Regions from separate parts of the Mus musculus genome. Here all the other regions are linked to region 1. The links are chromatin loops, found by intact Hi-C in ENCODE. Cell type or tissue: gastrocnemius. All regions are shown on one strand. Links, peaks and the distances in the headings refer to the core of each region. The heading gives the core; the rest is flanking DNA.

Region 1 (8,270 bases), core at 2,002-4,501:
TGTTCATCTCGATGCCTTCTGTCACAGTACCAACAACCACTCGGTCCCCATTTTTCTTTTTTATAACCGAGAAAACTGAATTCCGGAGAGATTTTTATCTTTTATCTAACACCAGTAACAGAATGGAGAAAGCCAGCGGGATCCACCTGGGTCTAAAAGCTATGCATCCTGTACCATCCCATGGGAGTAGAGGATGATCTTTAACTGATTTCAATTGTTTATAAACCTCTAGGCTTTGGATGATTGCTTTGGATCAGAGCAAAATTGGGAAACAGTTATGAGAATGGGCTAGAGCTAGCCACGCTGTGAAACTAGCCAGGAGATGGAGCATGGCTGGCAGGGTTTAGCAAACTCTACAGCATCCATTTCAACTTCCAAGATGGGTCGGTGGCTTTGTGACATGAATGACTTTTAAGACACCAAAGGCTCTCTTCCAGAAGGTCCCACAAATGACTGTCTTTCCATTGGCCTTCCTGCTTGGCTGGTGTAGAGCTGCATTTGAGTGGATTTCTGGAAGCTTGGCCTTTCAAGAGGCCACAAGGTTCTCCTGTCTGTCTTTCTGTCCCAGTTCTCTTGCTTCACGTCGAAAAGGCAGGAATTTACATTTTAATTAAAGTTCCCATTTTACTTAATCACATGACCACCCCCTCCTGCCTGCTGAGTTGGCCTCTCACGCCCACCTTCTGGTCATCTTCCTCTGACTGCCACCATCTTCCCTGACTGTCCTTGCCACGTGTCTGGCTTCTCCAAGCATCTAAGTTCTCACTCTGACTCTAGTCCCATCAAATGTCCATTCATCATCCACAATGTGGTCAGAAATAATTAACTGATACCACTTCATTACACTGACGATTTCCTACGGACCACAAGGTTAAGCCCCAAGTCCTTGTTCCAGGCAACCAGGCCTTCCCACCAGTCTTGTGCAAGCATGCCTTTGTAGTGCTGCCTGTCACCTCCCCCTCGCCACCCCCACTTCTCCCTGCTCACCTGGATCCCAGCCGCCCACCTCCAAATCTCCCAAGGTAAAACGGGTTTTTATTTGTGCTTACTTTGGATAAGGTACTCTGGACATCTTACAATTTATTATTTGTTTGTTTTATTTGAGACAAGGTCTTTCTATATAGCCCTGCCATTTCCCCTTGGGATATCCAGACATCATTGAGCACTGGGCTGGACTGGAAGGAGGGAAACTTAGCTGGGTGGGTGGGTGGATGGGTGGGTGAGTTAGGCAGGATCTTGCCTGGCATGAGTGCGGGGCAGGAGAGAGTTTTTAGGGAGTGGGTAGGGGTTTTGGGGGTGAGTGTACATTGCTGGTGTCAAGATCCTGGGAATGCTTCCTTTGCATGAAGAGGAATTCCAGGAGCTTTCGGGCCATGTCCTTATAGGGAGAGAGGAAGTCTAACCTGTAATCTGCACACCCGGCTACATGACTGCCTCAGGGGTGGCAGAGTTGGCAGCCATAAGGCTATGGTGTACCAGGACACGCAGGCCCGGAGCAGGGTAGAAGCAGTCCTAGTCCTGCTGGTCTCAGGATGAGACTTTTGGCCTTTGGATGACTTTACATATCCCCAGCTAGCCTGGCATGTGTTATTTAGTGCAAGCTGGCCTTGAATTTATAGTAATCCCCCTATTTCAGCCTCTTGAAGTGCTAAGGTATTAGGTGTACCCCTTAATACCTGGCCTCTTACGATTTTTTTAAATCAACACATAAAACTTATACAAATGATGGCATGGCATGGCATGGCACGTGGTGTTTGGATACCTGTATACGCTCTTATGATGTTTAAATTTTGACAAGTGTATCTATCTGTGTCCCCAGTCAGTTCTTCACAGAGAGAAAAAAAAAAAAATCCAAACCCTTTCAGTTTAGCAAACGGCCCTACCAGATTGGCCTGTGGTCATGCCTGTGGAGCAATCTTATGATTAATGACTGCTATGGGAGAGTCCAGTTCACTGTGGGCAGTGCCACACCTGGGCAGGTGGCCTTGAGATGTATAAGAAGCCAAACTAAGCAAGCTCTAAAAAGCAAGCCAGTAAGCAGCGTTCCCCCACAGTTTCTGCATCAGCTTCCCGCCCCCCAGTTCTAGCCTTGAGTTCTTGCCATGATTTCTCTCAGGAACAGAGTTATGGCCTGGGTATTGTAAGACAAAGTAAACTCCCTCCTCCACAAGTTGCTTTTGGTCATGGTGGTTTATCCTGCCAATAGAAATGCTAACTACCGTTATATACTCTAGCATGCATGTCCAATTGCTTTTGCTTTCTCCATTTAAAAATTTTAATTAAAGTATAATTATATTATTTCCTCTCTCTTCTTCTCCCTCATTCCCTGCCATATTTGTCTCCTCTACTTCCTCCCAAATCATGGCCTCTTTTTCAACTGCTGTTACATACATGTGAATATATATATGTGTGTGTGTGTATGTGTGTGTATATGTGTGTGTGTGTATATACACACATATATATGCGTGTGTATATATGTGTATATATATATATATATATATATATATATATATATATATATTTGCTCTAATGTGTAGTAGATAACATGTAAGAAAATAGTTTTTGGTTAAAATTCCCTCTTATCCTTTCTACAGTGACAACATCATTCATAACACTGAGCCTTCATAACTTCCTATATGCCTCAGAAAGGTGTTTCAAAGAACTATGAACAGAAAAGTTACCCGGTATACAGGTGGCAATGTTCTTTGACTTTTCCTGGGGGCACATAGACAAACATCTCCTCATTCGGGATAGAACGATGTCAGTAGACGAGACTACACCCAAGCCCACTGGAGTAAAGTAGTGCATTTACTAGGTTCACTTAGCAAGCAGGGGGCGGGGGGGGCCTTAAGGCAGCTGCATCATTGAAAAGCCTGCCCTAGCATGGGTGAAAGATGCTCCCCAGAGCTGTACAGCTTTAAGACAGCTCTCAAGTGGAGTCTCCTCTCCCCTGCAGTTGTTACTGCTGCTATAACCATGAGAAGGACTTGTGACTGGTTTTCTGAGGAAAGAGCTGCTCCCTTGCTGGAAGGAAACTCTGTGGCCATTAGAAGCTCACCTTCCAGACTGGTTTGGAGATATGGGTCACATAGACCCATCCCTGGAGGTTTCCAGTCTGCAACATCAAACACCCTGGATGTTCCTAAGGGTAACTGTACCCAGCAGATGGCAGCTTCTGTCCAGAGATGCACCAACTCCCTCTAAATAACACAGGATGGCACGCACTATGCTGAGAGAACAGCAGAGGGCACCAAGACTCCACTGTTGGGTGTAGAAGAGCTGTTTTAGCAGGTCTTGTGTTATCCTTGTGTTTGTGGCTTTCAACAGCAGAGTTACTATTCCACATGTGCGTGCTAAAAGTTGCCAAGGGGTGGGGGTTGGGGGTGGGGCAGCAGAGAGACAGACACAGAGACAGGGAGAGAGACAGAGACACCATACATCGAAAGCTTTTGCATTAAATACTTGTTTCTATCTAAAATTCGTTTCATTTTTAATTGTGTGCCTAGGTCTACGCTTGGGTACGTGCACATAAGTACAGGTGTTTGTGGAGGACAGAAGAGAACATTAGACACCTAGAAGTGGAGGTATAGACATTTACAAACTTCCTGCTATGGCTGCTGGGAACCAAACTTGGGCCTTCTGCAGGAACAGTACACACCCTTAGTGAGCAACTCAGCTCCCCAAGCTGTGAGCACTGAGGGTAAAAGTTGAGCCAGCGTTGTCTCCATAGGAACCAAGAAACAATGAACTAGGACCAATCCCATGCGGCCTTCCTCTGTTCCTGCTACCATGGCTACTGATATTGCATCAAATGAGCTTGCATTGATCCAAGTTGATGTAGGTATATCAATTGAGACCATCAGGAATATATCTTCAGCTCCTCACACTTTGATAAGTTGAGTTTTGATGTTATCTCTTAGGCACGTTTGTTTGTTGTTTGGTTGGTTGGTTTGTTTTAAATAAAACTATACACAGAACAGAACAGAAGATTCAGTCTTCGAGCTGAGCTGGGGGCTTGGTGTGTTTGCATAGCAGGTGTGAGTCCCTGGGTTGGATCCCCAGCATCATAAAACATCAAAAAAAAATCTAATCTCCCATTTGCCTGGTACCCAAGCCCATATTTGTTCTATAACTCTAGCTTCCCTTACAACATGAGAGAATGTTCAGTTATCTGAAAGGAATTTAGTGTCGCTTGTAATGTGTTTTTCTTTTCTAAAAACCTTTCCCAAGTGCTGAACAAAAATTTTTATACTAAAGGCAAGTTCTAGTAAAGTCGAATGAAATGTGGAATTCCGGCTAGATGAAATTCTCAGGAGCCTTGCATAGCACAGTTTAAAAAGAAAACAATGTATAAAAGGCTCAGTTATTTACATTTTAAAGCACAGAGAAATAAATTGGCTGTGGTTGTTGCTTACAGTGTTAACACATCCTCAGGTTGAGGTGAGATGGCAGTGGATGTAAGTCTCTTCTTCATGCAGGCTGTTGCTGGCGACAAGGCCCGTGTAAATTGGCAAAATGAAGCTACTTAGTAAGTCAGTGTGAGTTCCACATGGCCTTAATCAAGGCGTCGGGTTCTAAGCTGCCGATGCGATCTGCTCCGCAGTGGTCAGACCACTGTTAGTGCTAAGCTTCAGTTGCAGTCTTTTGGAAATTTGTTTTGGCAATGGGAAATGTGTCAGAAGAGCAGCAGGCTGAGGCTCTGGGGCCTCCTGAGCTGGTGGAACATAAGACTGCAGCTGTTCTCAACACTGTAGGCAGCGGAGGGGTGATTGCTGGGGGGGGGGGGGGATGGCACCTTGCACCCCCTACTCCAATACGCAGGGGAAGGTTTGATCCGATACAGACCTATGTACACAGAGGCAGAGCAGATCCAATATGTCAACGGTTCTCAACGTGGTAGATCATGACCCCCAAGGTGTGTGTGTGGGGGTCACACATCAGATACCCTGCATATCAGATATCATCATTACGATTTGTAACAGTAGCAAGATTACAGTTATAAATTAGCAATGGGATCGTTTTAGAGTTGTGTGGGGGGGAGTCATCACAGCGTGGGGATGCAGCGTTAGGGAGATTGAGGACCACTCACTGCCTTACATCCATAGTAGGAGCCCATCATCAAACTGGTGTCCTGACAAGAGGATTGGGGGAGCCTTGGCGGGCTGATAGCCAGCACAGCTAACAGGGAATCTTTCACCATTGGCCTGCGCTGAGCTGCATTCTGGGAACACAGTAATGGTCATGATGGACACCGGCCCCCGCTTTACCACACATTTGGTCTGGTGAGGAGAGCTGACAGTATGGCCTCCGGGTGGGAGACACATGGCATGTTACAGAGGAATGGGAACAAAACAGGGAGGGGGGCCGTGAGAAAGCGCTTTCACAGGGATGAGGGGTGGGGGTGAGGAGTGTGTGTGTGGGGAGCTGAGAATGGTGGAGGAGGGGGCAAGGGGTTGGGAGGGGGAGGGAGCCAGAGACGATTCCCAGAGGAACGGTGTCCAATTTGAGGCCTGAATGGTGTTAAGAAGGGAAAATTCCTCAGACCAATTAAATTTAGTGGAGTTTATTTGAACAAAACAAAACAAGAGTAATGGACGAACTATGCGGCTCCTGGAACTAAAAGACAGCATTGCAAATTCCCACCAAAGCACGGCCTGAGCCCCGAACTGGGAACAGCTTAATTAAGTAAGTGGTTTCAGAGCAGCCTGCAATTAACCAAAGCTCAGCTACTGTCATTAAAGTGTGCATTGCTTTGGTCTGGTGAAGACGGCAGAGGAGCCTTGTCCACTCCAATGGCTGCCTGCAAACTCTAACAGTCGTCAGTGGGAATTAGTAGGACGAGGAGCACAGGGGTGAAAGGATTTTCTCATGGGAACCGTTTGCCATCTCAAGCACAAAAGTACCCGAGAATGGCCATATATCTGTAAACTTTACCGCACGCCCAGGAAATCTGTGGCTTACCTAACAAGAGGTCAGAGTTGCTGTGGGGAGCCATGATGGTATTAGCTCAAGATTCCCAGCCTGGAATGGGCTCAGCCAGGTGTCTCTCCTCTTGAGCTGTCTACTGTCACCTATAAAGTGGTTCTTCTGTGTGTGGGTGGTCCAGGTGGCCTCTGGTTTCTGGTAGCTAGGGCAGGAATCCTTTGGTACTTCAGCCTTAAAATGGGGTAGACAGAACTTCTTTATACTGCGGTCACACTCCAGCAGTTCAAGAGGCCAAAGGAGGCGGGGAGGGGTGCTTGAAGACTTTTGGGGAACCTGGTTGTAGAAACAGTTTCCAGGGTTCAAGGCAGGTCTGAACAATGATGAAATCAACTCCATCTTCCAATGATAGGTGCTGTAACATCTTGTGGCCATCTCATTTAAATTGCTACTTTTTTTTTTTCTTAAACAAGCTCTCCCCTCCCCCATTATAGTCAACTCAAAGTGACTTCAAGAAGCGAGGTTTTGAGGGATAAAGGGTTGAGAGGGTTGAAGGAGAGGAAGTGGGAGAACATAGCTGTCTACTCAGAGACGTACTCAAAATGTGGTACCAGAGAATCAGGGAAGGAATCACAGGAGAAGGCATGTCAGGGAAGAACTCTCTTAAAGCTAGACCACTCTGTGCCCGCCGGCATACTTGGCTGACTCAGAGGTCTGCATTATGCTTATACGTGGATCATGAAGGGCTTTGGATGGCGGATGCGAGTCCAGTATGACAATATTTACAGTACAATTTAGACGGTGGGGTTTGTCTTTGCACATCTGAAGCATCCTTACTTGGATCCTCCAGGGAGTAAATCCAGACTTTCTTCATTCCCGGGAATTTGGTCACCAGCATGACTATGGTACTTACTGGGTCCTGGGTCCTATCATCTCTGAATCTCTGAATGGGAGTAAAGGGAAGATTCTGCTTGCAAAACTGACCATCTGCAAAGATTGAATTTGGTTCCCTTCGTGAGCACTGAGATGAGCGACCGCAAGAATCATTATGACGGATCTCAGTACTTGACTCATTGCGTGGACTTGAACCCGAGAAGGCAGAACCTTTCAAAGCCCTCTCTGGCTGTCCCTGCCAGCTCGGTTGCCATGGAAGTTTTTCCCTCCTCTTAATCGCCAACAATTAGGCAAAGGATGTTTTACTTCTGAAGAGATGAGAAGGGGAAAAAAAAAAAATCAATGTTTTGGCAAAGTCAAGGATGGAGGTCGTTCGGCTGGCCCAAGGTCATTTGATAGCCAGATGATCTAAGCAGTTGGGATGGGACAGCAAGTGCTCCTTACAGTTTTAGTTGCTCAGTGGTTAGGGATGAAACAGGGTTTGAAAAGGAAGGTACAGACTCCCTCAAGCAAGCCCTTCTGTTTTCTTTCTTTCTTTTTTCCTCCCTTTCTTTCTTTCCTTCCTTCCTTCCTTCCTTCCTTCCTTCCTTCTTACTTTTTTTCTTTTTTTTCTCTTTGGTTTTTCAAGACAGGGTTTCTCTATATAGTCCTGACTATCCTGGAACTCACTTTGTAGACCAGGCTGGCCTCGAACTCAGAAATTCGCCTGCCTCTGCCTCCCAAGTACTGGGATTAAAGGCATGTGTCACTACTGCCTGGCTTCTCTCTTTCTCTCTCTTTCTCTCTCTCTCTCTTCCCTCCTTCCTTCCTTCCTTTTTCTTCCCCCTTTCTTTCTTCCTTTCTTCTTCCTTCCTTCCTTCCTTCCTTCCTTCCTTCCTTCCTTCCTTCCTTCCTTTCTCTCTCTCTTCCCTCCTTCCTTCCTTCCTTTTTCTTCCCCCTTCCTTCCTTCCTTCCTTCCTTCCTTCCTTCCTTCCTTCTTCTCTCTCTTTCTCTCTCTCTCTCTCTCTCTCCCTCTCTCTCTCTCTCTCTCTCTCTCTGAAGCTGGCAAGCCCCTAGCCTTACGCTCAGTCTCTTTAGAAAATCAAGTAAAGGCATATCCCCTGGGCAAGGATGGGTACAAGTGCCTCCTGCTTCCTAAGTGCACCCCTTTGTTTTATGCTTTCCTCCCCCACACCACCCCGAAACTGAGGAAGCAACAGCAGAACACAGATCAAGAATTTAAGCAGTTCTTAAAAGTTCTTAAGACAAGACAGGGAGTTTATGTCATTCGCTCAGCCTTAATGTTGGCAGGAGGTACTCTTTTGTTTAGCTTTGAGGAAAAGCGCAGGCTCTCAGAGGTGGGTAGGAGTAAGGACTTGTTGACTCAAAGCATTTCTGCTAGATTAGCCTGGACTCTGCAGAATGACATAGCCCTCAGATCCAGGTTGCCTGTGTTTTGGTAAGATAGGAAGGGG
Region 2 (8,270 bases), core at 2,965-5,464, 710 kb after region 1:
AAATTTTACAGTAGCCTTGTGTGGCAGTTGGTATGACATTCAAGGGCTGTTGTGTCACAGGTGATCTGTAGCTACCCGGGTAGATGAGGCAAGTCTCCATGACTCTCTAATGCAATGTTGGTCTCAAACAGAAAGGGACACTAGGAAAGTCTTTCTGGGGACTCCCCAGTAAATGATGGGGGGAGACAAATCCCCCCAGGTGCTATCAGACATCTGGAGAATATCACCTACTGGGGGACCTTTTATAAGCTGATAAATTTGTAGCGAAGACTGTGACCATGTGGGAGTGTCAGCACACTCTTGGGGTGTGGCCAGCACAGCCCTATAATGGGTTTTGCCCAGAGACCTGACAAGAAACAACTGGTACTCAGGCCTCCCACTTGGCTCTCCCTTCTAAGTGACAGCCAGGAGCAAACCTGTCAGAGGCTTCCTCCTTGTGTTTCTTCCGGACTGTGAAAAACCGATGCAAACATTCCCTCAAGAAGCTAAGTGTGTAGATGAGATAGCTCCACGCGTGCAAAATGCTACACACTGCGCCTGATAAAGAATTGATCAAAAGCGGTAGTCTCTTTCCTTCTAAGCCTCTGCCAGTGGGGCTCCTGCACAACTCCAGGAGCATCCTTAAAGGAGCGTGGAGAGTCTGACAGCAGGACTGGGGTGGGGGTAATTAAATGACCTCTGGAGATTGTTCCTGGCCCTTTATCCAATTTCTGCAGACAGAGCTTCAAGGCGACGTTTCATTTCAGAGAGAAATTTCCAAAACTATGCAGATTAGAGGCAACCCTACAGGGGGGCTTCTCCTAACCCTGCAAGCATCATGGCTCACTTCAACTAGTGAGAAAATAGCTCTTTGCTTTTTTTCCCCCCCCCTGGACTCCAGCTTAGTACAGAAGCAGCTTAAAGTGTGCCTAACCGTCTCCTGTCATCGTGGTTGTTGTTGCAGATGCTGAGACAGGAGGATTACAAACTCATTATCTACCTGGACTACAGACTGGAGTTCCAAGATACCCTGAGAAACGTAGTGAAACCCTGTCTCAAATTAAAAAGTAAAAAGTAGACTTGGGGGGGGGGTGTGGCTCATTGGTCAAGAATGCATCAGGAAGGGATTGGGACATGGCTCAGTGGTAGACCAGTTGCCTACAATCTGTCTGTAAGGGGTTGGGGATTGGATCAGCAGTAGAGTACCAGGATAGAACCAATCAGGAAAGGTCTAGGAACATGGCGCAGTAGTGCAGTGCTTAGCCATTATTCACCAGTGAAGAGATAGAGGTATAATTCAGTGGTAGAGCAATTGCCTAGAATTAGACAGTGTGGGACTGAGGGCAGTGGTCAAGTGTTTTGCCAGAATCTACCATGAATGGGCTAATGAGTCCTTCTACTTCTGAGAAATCAGTGAAACAGTCTGTTCTAGGTAAAACTGAGAGGGAACTGCTGGATTTGAACTCTCTCCAACCTAATTCTGAACCACACTCTGTTGTTGCCTGTAGCCATGTCATCTTTGAGTGAATTACTTATGTTCTTTAGGTGTAGGGCACTTATCCTTAAAATGGGCACGATATGATCCTTGCAAGCTAAGCATTATATATGCAAAGTAAGAGTCTGTTAAATATTTATTACTTCACTTACACCCCTCTCAAAAGAACCCCGGTGAATTGTAAAAGCATTTGTAATTTCATAAGCTCAGAATGGGGTGCCAGGAGCCAGGTATGATTTAGCTGGGTCCTTTGGCTTCCACAAGGCTACAGTCAAGATGTCAGCTGAAATATGATCTCATTTCAAGGTTTAACTGGACAAGTATTTACTACTTCTAAGTTCTTTGGGGGTTGTTGGCAAGATTCAGTTCCTCAGAAGGGCTGAGGGTCTTAGTTGCTTACTGGCTATTGGATGGAATTCGTCTTAGGTCTCGGTCATGTAGGGATTCCACAGGGCAGCCTCCCATTAACACAGTATGCCTCTCTAGAGTCATTGCCTTGTGGATGCTGTGGCCATTTGCTAACTTCATCTTGAAAAGAGGAGACCATCCCTTCTGCTGTGCTCTGCAGGGAAGGCAGCAGGTCCCTTAGCTCCAGCCTACACTCAAGGAGAAAAGAACCCAAGGATATGAATCCCACAAGGGGCAGAGAGCTGTGCTAGCAACCATCTGCCATGACCTAGAGCTTTTCAGTAAGCACAGTGAGCCTGCCTCATCTACAGACTCTACATCAGCAGTTTCAGCAAACGTCGATGAGGAAATACGGGGGGCGGGGGGGGGGATTACATGACCATGAAGACTTTTAAAAAGATTGATTGATTGGTTGATTGATTGATTGCACACTGTAGCTGTCTTCAGACCCACCAAAAGAGAGCATCAGTTCTCATTATGGATGGTTGTGAGCCACCATGTGGTTGCTGGGATTTGAACTCATGACCTTAAGAAGAGCAGTCAGTGCTCTTCACCACTGAGCCATCTCTCCAGGCCCTGAATGTGAAGACTTTGATTTGCTTTCGTGATTTGCTAGACAGTCGAAGAGCACAGTATCATGTGGTACTTGGTGGAACAAATAATCTAGGAAAAAAAAAAGTCTATGGGGAAATGTGTGTAGGTTCTATGTAGGTTCTATGTTGGAGTCCGTGGAGAGCTTCAGAATCAGCCTCCACAGATGGTCAGGGGTGACCAATGGTACCAGGTTTTATGACCAAGTGTGAAAATACTTCAGAAGTCATCATGTAAATGGAAGGACTCAACTGGTTTGTTTATCGGGGTCAATAATAATAATAATAATTCACAATTACCTGACATTCTCAGTCTAAAAAACAGGTTGTTCCTCATCGCATAGAGACCAAAAAAACTGCATTGGAAAGACCCATGGAATTTATATTAAGTGTTGATTTGACAGCACATGACTGCATAATATTATTTGGATGGTAGAGTCAAAATGCCCTCCTTTTCTCCGCCTGACTTTCAAGGCACACCTGCAAGCCTTCCTTCCCAGCTGTTTTACAATACCTACATTTTTATAGAGATGTAAATAAAAGTACTTCTTTCGGTTTTCTCATTTAGCAAGATTACAAAAGCATTCGATCCTGCCGTGTCTACTTTATAATTAGTGGCATATATCTTTCTTTTCCTTAACAGCTCTGCAACATCCCCACTTGGTAGATGAATGTAAAAAGCCATTGTTTATTTACCCATCCCTTTACTTCGACACATAAGCTGTTTCAGTGTTTTGCCACTAAAAGCAACGAAGTCATTATCTTTTATGTTTTTCTCCCATAAATGGAATTGTGTCTCTAAAGTCCCAGAAAAGCAATTTGAACACAAACATTTTAATGGTTCTGTGAGTTTGGATTCAAATGAATAGCAAGAAGCCTTTGATTTTCAAATAAGCAAACATTTCTCCATCAGCCACAGGCTGAGTTCCCTATGCGCAGTTAACGATGTCTGACTTTTTTTTTTTTAATGTCAGAGCATCTAACCTTGAAGCTGAAGGAACAAGAGTATTAAAATTGTGAGACTTTACAAAAATATTTAGACTCAACCTATTTTAAGTTTTTATAAATTGACTTTTGTGAGGCAAGAGATGTTGCATCCCGTTTAGATTTCACTTGAGACATACATGGAGGGCAGGCAAGGTTCAGTGTCTTCTCTATTAATCCCCACAGCGCCCCCTGCAGTTCATGTTCTGCACAGCAGCAAAAAGAAAGGCTCAGAACAAATGGACTTTCCTTTCGCAGGTGATCACTGTCCCCCATCCTTGTCCCCATCCGGTCCCGCAGTGACATTCGTGAGTCTGATAAGCGCCTGGACGTGGGAAAGGAAACCATAGGTCCTTGTTTCTAGGGAAGATGCTCCTCTAACGAGAGTGCCGCTAGGTAGAAGCAGTTTTACCCCAGCAACTAGAAAGCTAAGGGATTTCGCAAATGCGGGTTTTGCCCTGGTAACTAGCTTATTTAGCCAAAAATTATGAAGCAGAGTTACGTAACACTTAAGTAGGCAGGTCTCAAACCCTCACAAATACTCTCATTGTTTAACATTCTGCCAGACCATTCTGACTTATAAAATATATATTTATCCTTTCGTTGTGAAAACTACAACCCTTATTTTTCAGACCCAGAAGACTTACAGGACAGGTCAGCATGTGTGACTGACAGGAGTCGATTGAATAGATTTGCGCCACAAAAAGTTGCTGGCTGAACCACTATTTGAGCTGTAGCGCCCTCTGGTGGAAGGCGGGTGGATTGCCTTCTTCGGGCACATTTTCCTGATTTCACTCATGTCTCTCATGTCTTGTGCCCCAGGTAAAAGAGGCCATGCAGCGCATCCACGACCGAGGGAACATCGGGAAGTTAATTCTGGATGTGGAAAAGACGCCGACCCCGCTGGTAAGTGGAACGTAGAGGGAACTACCCAGCTCAACACCAAAGACAAACCGATGGATCGTCAGAAGTAGTCAGAGCTGGTGTCCGAGGAAATACAGGCAGTTTGCAAGCTCTCCCATGATGCCAGAATGAGGGATTAGCCACGGACTAATGAAAGTGGAGATGGAAAAATTAAAGTGTTTGAGAAAGACAGGAAAATTGCTGAGTGGGGACAGACAGAAAATGGATAGGAAAAAACCAAACATTTACAACTGTTATGTCTAGGCACCAATGCAAAGGCTTCCTAGCTAATCTTAATGCACATACATGGACCCAACAGATTGGTGCTCACTACCTTCAGGATTCTTCTGGTATTCCTCTTGAATTCACTTGCTTTCGTCGGGAGAAAATCCTAATATCCAAGCAACCCACAAGAATACAGCACATAAGATTTACCTGGTCCCAAACTAGCATCTTTGGGGGACAGATGGCATAGGATGTAGCCTTGAACCTCTGAGTGCTTGCATTCAAAGCTGGGTTCTCAGTCCCATTTGCAACCTGGGAAAGTTTAGCCCACCACCTTTGGTCCTATTTATAAGCAAGAGACTGACAGGTTCCTCTCAGTCAGTTAGAAAGGCAGGTGCTGAGTATGGCCCACCCCTCTAAGTTCTAGGTAGGCCAAACAAAGAAAGTATGGAGGTTTGTGCAGCAGTATCTGCCACTTTCAAGAAATAGAAGTGAAATAAGTAAAATGATCTATGGTTCTCAGCCCAAGTGTATGTTTTCAGAAACAGATTCTTGTCTTCTATAGCTTAGGTGTACCGCAATTTCACTCCACACAAGAGAGTTAAAGGAAGGGTCATTTGTGCCACTTACATTGCTGATAACAACATGAATATAGTTTTTAAAAATATGACATCACAGGACTATTGAAGTAGGGAATGATATTGTGGAATTAGGAAGGAAGAGCTAGGGTCCAAGGACTCCCACGCAAATACACTGTGGTCTACGTAAATATGTCTCTTTCAGTACCGTGCATAGAAGGTTCTAGAGCTGCCCTGGCCAACTATTGCATTTAAACAAACTATCTGGCACTGGCTTTCCATGCAAAGGCAATGCCTGTCTCCACGAACCCATGATGTTCTGATGGTCCTTGGTCTAGGGTTAGGTTTACTTGACCAAGGGTCAGAACCCGTCACATGAAAACCAAAAGATGCTCCCATTTGGGCCAACAAGAGCTCAGCTCTACCCCTGTTGAGTTATAGTTCCTGTTTTCTGAGAATGTTCTTACCCTGACACCCAAAGGAAGAAAGAGACAGTGAAGCATGGGTATTTGAAGCGTCAGTGGTAGGGAAGATGTCTCATCCCTTCTAGATGGAAAGCTAGAATTGAAGGGATGACAACATGAAGTCAAGCTGAATCCAGAACATCGTGAGAATCAGGATGGACCCAAGGAGGTTATCTCCAGAGCTATGAAGTGATGTTAAAGGCGGCAGCAGAGCCTTAGCAGGTACTAGTAAAGGGTATAGAAGGGGTCCTCAGAGAGACTTCTTCCTATAGAATATAGAAATGACCAGTCTGAAAGAAGTCCGTCCCATGATGCTTCAGTCCATCCCATGATGCTTCAGTCCATCCCATGATGCTTCAGTCCATCTCAGTGATGCTTCATCCAATGCTCAGAGATGGTGAGGGAGTGGGATACATGACCTTTATCATGACCTCTGTTGAATTGCAGATGGCCAATGACAGCACAGAGACCAGCGAGGCAGGGGAGGAAGAAGAGGACCATGAAGGGGACAGCGAGAACAAAGAGAGGATGCCCTTCATCCAGTAAGCCAGACCTCGCATCGGTGAAAGTGGAGGATGGCTGGGAAGAAGATGGCCGCCAGGAGAACTCTTCTGTGCCCCAGTGAACCAATGCTGTAGTCCAGTGTGTGTCGTGTTTGTCTGCAGTCAGCCAAGCTAAGAAGCTGTTGATCACTGTTGTGTTTGGAATTAAGTGCCAATCCCATTCCATGCAGTATTGTGTCCCTTCCTGGTCTGTGTATCACGCTCTCCCCTCTCCCTTAAAGCAAACCCATCCTTCTTTGGGTCCTTCTTGACGGTTCTAGAATAGCCTTGCAAACTAATACTGGCCCACAGGGCCCAAGGTCAGAAACCAGGCCACGCTTGATTGAAAGGTGTTGTCACGGAGCTCTGTTCAGATCCCCACTCTTCTTCGGGCCAATGACACTCTTTGCCTGCCAACAATCAGCCATGCCTCTAAGCATGGCACTTACCAGTTTGGCTAGTGACAGGAGAGTAGGCCAGAAGTATTCACGACCCTATACATACAGATTTCTCCAAGCAGTTACTTTGTCACTTTCCCTCTTAAGTGCTACGTCCCTGCGTGTGTCTCTGCACCTTACGGTCTGAGCCTCTTATTAACCCTCTTCTCTGGTTCTTATTTATAAACCTAGGGAGGCAGATGTGGGTTCTTTCCTGGATAGAGGTGGTTCAACAGCGTCTGTCTAAGGGAAAGCTACAGAGATCTCTCCTCTGAAACCATATCCCATGAGCAAAGTCCCCCCTGTGCCCAATGTAGACCCAACTCAGATGTCATTAAACTTACCTGGGTTCTCACTCGCAGCCTTTGTAGTTACCAACTACTATTTTAAAGCTCCTTCCCTGGAAACGCCTTTCCCAAGGAAGAGCTCCCTTGAAGACAGTATTTGGGGTTGAAAAGTCAACTGGTTTCTCTTGCCTATTCAAAGCCCTTTCTAATGTGTAACACACACGAGGGACACAGATGGTGGCTGCCCATCATCTGACGACAAGTGCATGATCCTCCAACACACAAAACCATGGTGCTGATTTGCAGGTTCCTTAGAGGTTGGAGGCCAAACTGCTCAATCAAATACCCTGTTCACCATTCCAGCTTGAAAGGAAACAATTCTTGTCCTCTCTAATCGGCTTTGGAAGTAACACCAGTTACCACAGAGGAAGAGGGGTCTCCGCTCTCTGCAGTGAGGCTGTTTATTGCCTCCCTCCCCAGCCCTTCTGTCCTAAGAGGTCACAAATCCGTCACTCACAAACAGAGCTAGATATAAAAGGCACCCCTGTAATGAGCACCCCTGAGCTTATTTTTGTCTTCTGGAAAACCCACGTGGGGTTCCCATGACCTTGGGTTGGTGTTCCAAGTTTCTAAACGTCCTTGAGGACTTAAGAGGGCTCCAGTGTTGCCCACTTTTTTCTACTTACCACTTCAGGGTAGCCACCATTTTCCTGTGTGGGCTGGGAAGGAACTTGTCTCCACAGTTCCCCCGCTTGGTTTGCAAAGTAGCCACTCACCTGTCATTTGTCGTGTTCCTTTATCTCGATCCTGATCTTGTGATGATGACTTCTTCATGCCAAATATTTACCTGAAGGGAGTCTTTCCTCTCCGTGACAGGGAAAGTCAAATATGAAGATGAGAAAAGAAGCTACCAGCCAATAGGCCAAGGGGTGAGAATATGCGAAAGAGTGCCAGTCAGATTCTTATTTTCCATCCCTGGGGAGAGATGCTATTAACCATGTAACCAGTCGCATTTCCACCATAAGCATGCTTGAGGATGGGTAGACCTGAGGACCACTCTCTGAGTGCTATTACAAGTATGTAGAAATAGCCTTTTAGAAAGGCTAAGATTAGAGTCAGGAAGGTTCGCCTTCAGGAGACACAGAACCTGACCCACATTCGGAATCCAGATAGTCTTGTCCTGTACAACTGAGAAACCTTGGGACGTTATCTCTCCCCAAACCTGTTTGGTTTGTTTCATTCTGGAAAACCATTGATCACACATGAAAACCCTCTCCCTCTCCCGAGAACACAGAAAGAGAGCATCTGAGGGTGAGCAGCGGCACCATGAAGAACAGGAGGGTGGGTGGGTGAGGGACAACCGGAATCAGTCAGTTAT
Region 3 (8,270 bases), core at 2,965-5,464, 320 kb after region 1:
TCAGAGTCTGTACCATCGTTCTCTTCTACCCCCAGGACTTGGCACATCTTAGCTCCAAAATCACTTCTTCGGAGATGTTTTTTGAGCATCCCTAGTGCAAGCGTCCTCATTCATATTGCCTGCATTCTCAACTACTTTACAGGTTTAGCAGCCAAAGGCTTTCTGCTGTGGCTGGTCCTGGAGTGTTAGAAGCACATTGCTCCTGCTGCTGCTGCTAATGCTTCTACTAGCTGCTGCTACTGCTTCCTCCTCCTCTTCTTCCTCCTCCTCCTTCTCCTCTCCCTCCTCCTCCTCTTCCTCTTCCTCCTTCTCCTCTCCCTCCTCCTCTTCCTCTTCCTCCTCCTCTTCCTCTTCCTCCTCCTCTTTCTCTTCCTCCTCCTCCTCTTTCCCCTCCTCTTCCTTCATTGTCCTTCTTTCTCCTCCCCCTCCTCCTCCTTCTCCCCTTCTCCCCCCTCCTCCTTCTTCTTGTGAAGATCAAACTTAAGGACTTGCACATTCTAAGCAACTTCTCTGCATGACCTCCACCCCCAGTCTCCCACCTTCCATCAGGAATCCATTGACACCCCCCACCCCCCTCACCACTCCCCACCCAGTCGTTTCTTCCTCTTTTAAAACCACTTCAAAAATCTCACATTTTGATAGGATCTTGACTCTCTCTCACCCCATGGGAGGTGGTGTTCAGGGACCTCAGTTTTCACTCTGCCCTGGGGCTCCATCCAGGGTACATCTTCCTGCTGTGATACAGTAGCCTCAGAGTCTAAACAGAGGGCAATCAGCACATGCTGAGGCAGCTGGATGTGAGCCTTTGCATGGCCTGATGAGTAAGACAGGCTCAGGGATGATGTCCCAGCACACTGTTCGTCCCAGCCTGTCTACACCTGTGCTGGGCTGTCATCACCAAGTAGGAGGCTCTGTACAGCTTTAAGTAATTTAAGCTGAGAACAGACTGGCTGAGAGAATTGTTGAAATGCTCACAGAGGTGTAATTAATTTCCATGAAGTGATGCTGACAAGGACCTCAGTACCCTGTGGGGTAGCAGGACACTGAGAGCTCCTCACAGTAGTAATTTTTAGGACAGAGAGTGGATTTGGAGAGTGTAGCACAGGTCGGCTCTTCCTAAATGCCCTGGGGTTCCTGTGTTATTTAAGCAGCTGTCTAAGGAAGTACTTGCTCTGGAATTTTCCCGACAGTATCCTGTCATTTTCTGAAGGGTGCAGGGGATAGGGTTGCTCTTTTATATCTTCCCCCAAACTGTGCCAGCCCTTCATTCCAGCCTTTGTCCAAACTGAACATGCCCAAGGGGTTTGTAAGAGGAAGAAACTGAAGGCTCAAATCCTAGAAGCCACCAGTGACTTAGAAAGTAGACATCTAAGTTGGGGTATGTTATTGGCGCATGCCTTTGATCCCAGCATGTGGGAGGCAGAGGCAAGCAGTTCTCTGTGAGTTTCAGGACTGCCAGGGGAGGGAGGGAGGGAGGGAGGGAGGGAGAGAGAGAGAGAGAGAGAGAGAGAGAGAGAGAGAGAGAGAGAAGAGAGGGAGGGAGGGAGGAAGAGAGGGAGGGAGAGAGGGAGGGAGAGAGAGAGGGAGAGAGAGAGAACACATTAGGGCTGCCAATAGCTCAGTGCTGCAAGCATGAGGGCCTGAGTTCAGCATCTTCGGATCCCAAGTAAAGAACAAGGCATGGTGCCACCCGACTATAATTAATTCTAGTGCTTTAAGGTGGGAAGCGGAGACTTAAGAGGGTCGCTCATTCTCTAGACTCAGCCACACTGGCCTAAGCTGCAAAACTCCAGGATGGTGAGAAACCTTCTCACACAAAAGGTGGAGTCCTCTGCTCACCACAGGTATACTACATTACACCCGCGGGATGCGCATGCGCAGCCCCTCCCCCGAGGCAGCAGGAATCCAGTCGATCACATCAAACTCTACAGCTCAGGTGCCATCCCACAGCAGGATCTGAATGGCATTGGCTCAGGATGGGCACTGCCCTAAACCTCAGTGAGTTTTGCCACTACTGGTGCCCGACCTCCCATCTCCTGTCTTCTGGGTGTGATGTGATGGCTTTTGCACAGAGGGGTGTGATGGCCAACTGATCTACTAACTCCGGATCACAGTAGAGACCAGACTGGAAGTCAGACAGCCAAAGAGTAGGAACCTCAGCCGACCAAACAAAACACTGGCAGTCAGACCGACTGGAGGTGTGAACTACCGACTTGCTGCAAAGTACTACAAATTATAGGCCTTTGTAAGGGTTTGAAAGCATCAAATTGAAGACTGCCAAGAGTCCACAGAGTGAAGAGGACATGTCAGTGCCCCACCCACGTGCCCTAGGGTATCTTTGTACCTCGAGTCAGTGGGTTTTCCCATCCGATGGGAGTATTCTCAGAATCTGCTCTTGGGTTAATGAAGTTGGTTGTGCTCACAGGCACAGATAAGAAGCCACAAGTTCTGGTGTAAGCGAGTCTCCCATCCCTACTCTTAACAAAGGGAGACAGGTGCGATCCTGGGAAATCCCCATCGCCCTTGCCCCAGATTTTAGGACACAGCTTACTTTCCAAAGTTGTCCCGATGGGATCCGGTGGAAGCTCCCCTGTCGGACTTTGCCTGAACTTGCTTTCTTCTTTGGCATAGTCCCCTGCCCTGCCTTGCCCTGCCCTGCCAAACTACTCTCTTCCTGCTTCCCACGAGTGGCCTCCTCTTGACGGTCACCCCTCACGGTTTCTCAACTCAGATGCCAGTCTCTCCTATAGCTGTAGTGGCGGGTTATATATGCCGATATAACTGAATGGAGCAGTGCCCAGACAGCCGTGAAGCATTACCCAATGTCTATAGGCATGTTTTCTGGGGAGGTTGGGGTTGGCAGAATGGATAAAGAGCGGGGTAGTGGTGGCGCACACCTTTAATCCCAGCACTTGGGAGGCAAGGGGCAGGAGGATTTCTGAGTTCGAGGCCAGCCTGGTCTACAGAGTGAGTTCCAGAACAGCCAGGGCTATACAGAGAATCCCTGTCTGGAAAACAAACAAACAAACAAAAAAACCCTGCCTCATAAGTGAAATAGTCTTCACCTAATCATTGCAGGCTCCACAACGGACAAAAGAGTGGAAGAAAGAAGAAATCACTCGGCCTGGACTCAGGCCTCCATTTACCTTCTAACTTTGGACAGCCACGGTGTTCTTGCCAAAGGACTTTGAACTTGACTAGAACTAACATCATTGGATTTCCTGGCCTAAATTTGGGTTTGAACCATACCCCTCACTTTCCTGGGTCTCTATCTTGCAGATAACAGATTCTAGAACAAACCAGCCTCCATATCACATGAGCTCACCACCGCCCCAGGCTATACTCTTTGTACCAACCAGTTCTGTTTGGTGGACTCCTGACACAGTAGATCTGGGTGTGAGATAAATAATTCAAAGAATGGCTACCGGAACATAAAGGAACAAAAGTGACTGGAATATGCTAGACACACTCAGGACTCTGCCCTCCATGAGCTGTTAGGCAAATGCACTGTAAATCATATCCCAGATAACATTTACTTGTTGCTTTGTAATATGCATATGCACAATCTATAAACATATGTAGATAGACTGCTAGATGCATTCACCAGCAGGCATTAATGCTTGCATGCTGATACTATAGACAAACCATTGCAGAAAACATAAAGGACATATCTTTGGATGCCATGTCTTACCGAGAGGTTTGTAGGAACACAGGGAGATCCTGTTGGTATCTCCCTGATAGGGCCAAGAGATGACTTTTTCCCCCAAAGCAGAGTCTTTGCTTATTACCAACCTTTGCAGGGACATAGTGTACGTCAAAATACCCAGCAGCCTTTGTCGCTGGCTCTACCTTCTGAGCACTTTGTGAAGCAAATACACAGCGAGACATAATAAAGTCTCTAAAGACGGGAGGACCAACAAAGCATGGGTGTGGGCCTGCTTCTATGTTTTACCAGCCCCTTGGTTCCAGATATTAAAACCAGATATGGCTAGTTTCCTGTTCTGTAAAATGACAGCTTGAAGGACTCCTCTAGAGTCAATGGGAAGAATCCTATACTCAAAGTGCCTAACTCAATGCCTATTACAAATAAGGACTCCATGAAACTCATTTTTCTCTCTAGCCTTTATTTATTTTTTAAAGAGTCAGAGCTAAGAGATTGAAAACAGCCCAGCCTGATTGACAGAACTTTTGAAGTCAAGCCTTTGTAAGTTTCTTGAGGGCAGAGGCTGGATCATTTGCCTCCTCGGTACCGTGTCAAGCCTGCTGGAGTTGCCCAATAAACACAATAAACATTTCCAAAAAAAAAAAAAAGATGCTGAATAAGCCGACGGTTGCTGCTTCAGTTACCGTGGGGAGGCTGCCACCTGGTGGACACGGAACAAAACAGCACACCTCTGGAACCTGGATTCTCCCCCAGAGGGTTGGAATAAATGGCAAGACTTACCTGGCGACTGACTGTTCCCAGCAGTCTGCGCTAGTCATGGGAGTTTTCAAAGCAGCAGAAAGAAAAACACCGGAAGAAACACAGTGGATTTCTTCGGGCTATTTCTTAGGGCCATCACCCTGGACTGTGTAGATTGGAGAAGTGAGCAGAACTTGGGTGCATTTCTTTGCGTTTTTTAAGACTGTGGCTACAATGGAACCATCTGCTTCAGCTTCCTTGACTTGCCTTGACTTCACTTGAGGGACTTCACCTTGAACTGTGAACTGATTTAAGCCCTTTCTCCGCTGAGTAGCTTTTGTATCTCCGCAATAGGAAAAGAAATTAAGCCAATGCCCCAGTGTAAACTGGAAACTGGGTACTTGTCACTCGGAGCAACATCATCACAAAACAGCAAAAGCGTTGTTTATGCCTGCATGCTGAACCATGCTCCCTCGCTTGGATCAGCAACCCCCTTCTGCCAATAGGCTGTTTTCTCAAGGACTCCGTGGAAGTCCCAGGTCAATGAAGCACTTATTGAGTAACGACCGCAATTTCCTGAGCAGAGTTTTTGAGCAAAAGCAATCACGTGAGGGAAGTCCTACCCATTTCCATCAATTCATGTCTGCCTCTGCCTCCTGAGAGCGCTCAATCGGTGATTGCCATCATCTCCTCTCAGAGAAGCTCGCAAACCCTTCAGCTAATTTGCCCAGGAAGAAAGAGGAGCCTGAAGGACTCCGTGGGACTTGACACAGGCTGACCTCTGCCTTTGCCCTTTCTGGCAGTAATTTCCTGCATCACATGGGGGACGTGAAAATAATATTTCTGTTGGTATCAGACGTCTCCCCATTAGTGCTGGACAAAAGTCAACCAAGGTGGGGTGAAGAATACCGAATCAGAATAATCTCTGACCCTCTTCCTCAAATAGATGCCACACCAGGGTCTCCCCGCTTATTAGCATCCTAAATATCTTTCCTTCTTCCTAAAGACACCCGCACCCCTCCCCCCTGCGCTCTACTCATTTCCTGCCTGTCACCCTGGAAAGTTGGCATCGGTTTTACAACTGAGAGGTTTCCGTTGAAACCTGCCTGGCCTCTCCTCGGTTGCCCACACACAGAATCTGAGATGTTGATACTGAATAAGGACCAGGTGGAGTGTGGGAACTAAATATCACAGCTTCCTAAGGGAAGAAAGCCCTTTGGTATGGATTTTCCAGACAGAGGCAGAATAACAACTTCAGGCTTATGTCAACCTCGGCTAAGTGACATGCCTTCATGTACCCATTTTCCTAAATGGTATAATAGGTGTGGTATTCCACTATGACAGAGCTCCACAAGAACATGTTAACCATCCCCCTCGGGCCCTTTTGAAAGTTCTTTTTTTTTTTTTAAATGAACTTGGAAACGACCTATGGGAAGTGCCTAAGTGTCATGCCTAACACTTAGGGGGCATTCAACAAAATGATGTTAGGTTCCAAAATGCAAACATTAAATTTATTTAGTATGGGCAGCTTGGACTATACTTTTAGGGGCAAATCCCCAGTGTGTGTTTGGGCTTTGTGGAGCCTAATGCTCAGTTTGAAACTGTATCCTCAGGGCCTCCTCAAGGGACAGATATATATTCTAAAGTTGTATTGGGCATCGGTATCTTGTGCTCACCAAAGAGCATGCCATGCTGCCCATTTGCCTTCTAAATATTTATATGTGTACACAGAAAAATGGTGGGCTGCTCTCAGCCTCCGACAGGGAAGGCTTTTGCTGCAGTACAAGCCATCTGTAACCTCATATTTTCCCACCCATCCATTCTGTTTCCAGAAACAATGACTCTGAAACTTCTTATGTATGCATACATGCTTAAGCCAATAGCTTTGGAGTGTGTGTGTGTGTGTGTGTGTGTGTGTGTGTGTGTGTGTGTGTTTTCTCTCTCTGTGTGTGTGCATGTGGCACAGAAGCCAGAATAAAACATTGGGTCACTTGGAGCTGGTTACTAATGTTTGTAGCATATCTGGCTTGTTATATGTTACTGGGACCCAAACTCTGGTTCTCATGACTGTAAAGCAAAGGCTATTAACCGCTGAACCATCTCTCTAGCCCCCTACAAAAGTTTAGAGACAAGGGGCTGGAAAGATGGCTCCGTGGTTATGGACACTGACTCCTCTTCCAGTCACCCCAGAGTTCAGTTTCCATCAACCGCATAGTGACTCACAACCATCTGTAATGGGATCAGATGTCCTCTTCTGGTGTGTCTGAAAATAGTGACAGTGTACTCACATACATTAAATACATACATACATACATACATACATACATACATACATAAAAGTTTACAGACAATGGTTTGCTAAGTAACCGAGGCTGACCTTGAACTGGGGTTACAGGTGTCTGCCACCAAACCAGTTACAATGTTCTGGCTCATATACAATAGTTTTCACTCTTATGACTAACATAAAACTCAGAGATACCTTGCTCAGAGATAAGCAAAATATAATACAATATCTCTCACGCATGGATATTTGTAAAAAAGGACACATCTGAGCCTAGTCTATTTAAACGGTGACAGATCATAAACTCATTAAAATTCAATGAGCCAAGTAAATGCATATTTTATTAGACATATTTTAAGTATGTGTCATAAACACTGTTAAGTCTTTTTGGAAATGTCTAGACTTGATAACACAGAAATTGAGGGCAGCAAAGTTCACTCACTCACTCAATGAGTGACGTTCAATTTACTGTCAGGCATGGGGATGCAATGAAGAATTCAGAAGTCAGGAAAATGAGAAGTTCTATTAAAACCAAAAGCCAGTTTCTCTTTGGGGAGGAAAACAATCAGATTTAAGTTAATCAAATAATTCCAGCTTTAAGGGACTTTGTACATTGTATCAACTAGTCTTTATTGTCCACTTGTCATACTCGAGTCACCTGGGAATAGACAACCTGTGCTGAAGAATTGCCTAGATCAGATCGGCCTTAGAGGATGTATGTGAGACACTGTGATGCTTGACAATTAACACTGGAGGGCCCAGCCCACTGTGGCAGCGCCATCCTGAGACAGATGAGTGTGGGCTGTACAAGGAAGCCAGCTGAACACGAACAGCAGAGTGAGCCACCCAGCACTATTCCCCAATGCTTCCTGCCTGAAATCCCTGCCTTGACTTCCCTCAAACTGTGGCATTGTAAGCCAAAGAAATCCTTTCTTCTTCAAGTTGCTTTGTCATAGTATTTTATCATTCCAAACCAGGAAACAAACTGCAACAAGTATCATCTACATATGTCTTTGATGGCCCCAAGTGGGGTTGGGTACCACCAGTGCCTAGTAAGCTGTATACATATACCAAGGATGCTGGAGATGGATTCCAGGGCCTTGCCCACTCTAGGTAACTCTCTATCACTGATTTGCATCCACAACCCTTAGCTTTTTGAAAGAAGGCCTTGCTGTACAGCCCAGACAGACCTTAAATGTGCAATCCTCCTGCCTCACCTTGCTGAGTGTCAGGATTATAAGCGTGGACCACTTCACCAGACTTTATTTCTTTAACTGTGGCCATGTACAGACCTTTCTAGCTCACATTGACAGAGTAGAAACTAATGCCCCTTTCAGTAAAGCAGCCCTCATGTCACAGAAGTTCAAAGCACTGGCTTTGGTCACTGAGCTGGAAGCTCCCCCCTTTTTTGGAGTCCATAAAACCAATCAGAAGGTGGGGTGCATGGCAGAGAGACTGGGTATTAAAGTCTGATGCAGGAGGGACACGATTCTCTGCCCCTTCTTCTCATATCTTGTGTGGAAAATGTTAATAATTCAGAGTCTAGCATCTGGGAGAGAATCACCCTGGCTGGTCCTGGGTCCATCT

Evidence for each region. A loop is a pair of places that touch in the nucleus more often than their neighbours do. Peaks named below come from ENCODE experiments on the same cell type or tissue, not always from the same donor. Only the 100,000 strongest peaks of a DNase experiment are listed, where the experiment ranks them.
Region 2: a loop joins it to region 1, with 3 times the contacts of the local background. A loop is called at or near these places in 24 of 42 quality-filtered maps.
Region 3: a loop joins it to region 1, with 12 times the contacts of the local background. A loop is called at or near these places in 38 of 42 quality-filtered maps.

The regions. Positions count from the first base shown.
Region 1 is chr8:113,661,535-113,669,804 of GRCm38, forward strand. Gm30052 (predicted gene, 30052) reads right to left here. Exons shown (of 3, transcript NR_136914.1): 3 at 6,392-7,124. Among named protein-coding and RNA genes, the nearest start is that of Gm30052, 11 kb to the right of the region's middle. In gastrocnemius, for the core only: a CTCF peak has its summit at 3,213 (motif pointing right); a DNase peak (open chromatin) is centred at 3,228.
Region 2 is chr8:114,365,574-114,373,843 of GRCm38, forward strand. Vat1l (vesicle amine transport protein 1 like) reads left to right here. Exons shown (of 9, transcript NM_173016.3): 8 at 4,279-4,362; 9 at 6,074-8,270. The coding sequence ends at 6,172. Among named protein-coding and RNA genes, the nearest start is that of 4933408N05Rik, 18 kb to the left of the region's middle. In gastrocnemius, for the core only: CTCF peaks have their summits at 3,646 (motif pointing left) and 4,199 (motif pointing left); DNase peaks (open chromatin) are centred at 3,666 and 4,203; H3K4me3 peaks cover 553 bases; H3K27ac peaks cover 279 bases.
Region 3 is chr8:113,980,681-113,988,950 of GRCm38, forward strand. No RefSeq gene overlaps it. Among named protein-coding and RNA genes, the nearest start is that of Gm30107, 96 kb to the right of the region's middle. In gastrocnemius, for the core only: a CTCF peak has its summit at 4,376 (motif pointing left); DNase peaks (open chromatin) are centred at 4,362 and 5,351; H3K4me3 peaks cover 1,673 bases; H3K27ac peaks cover 1,969 bases.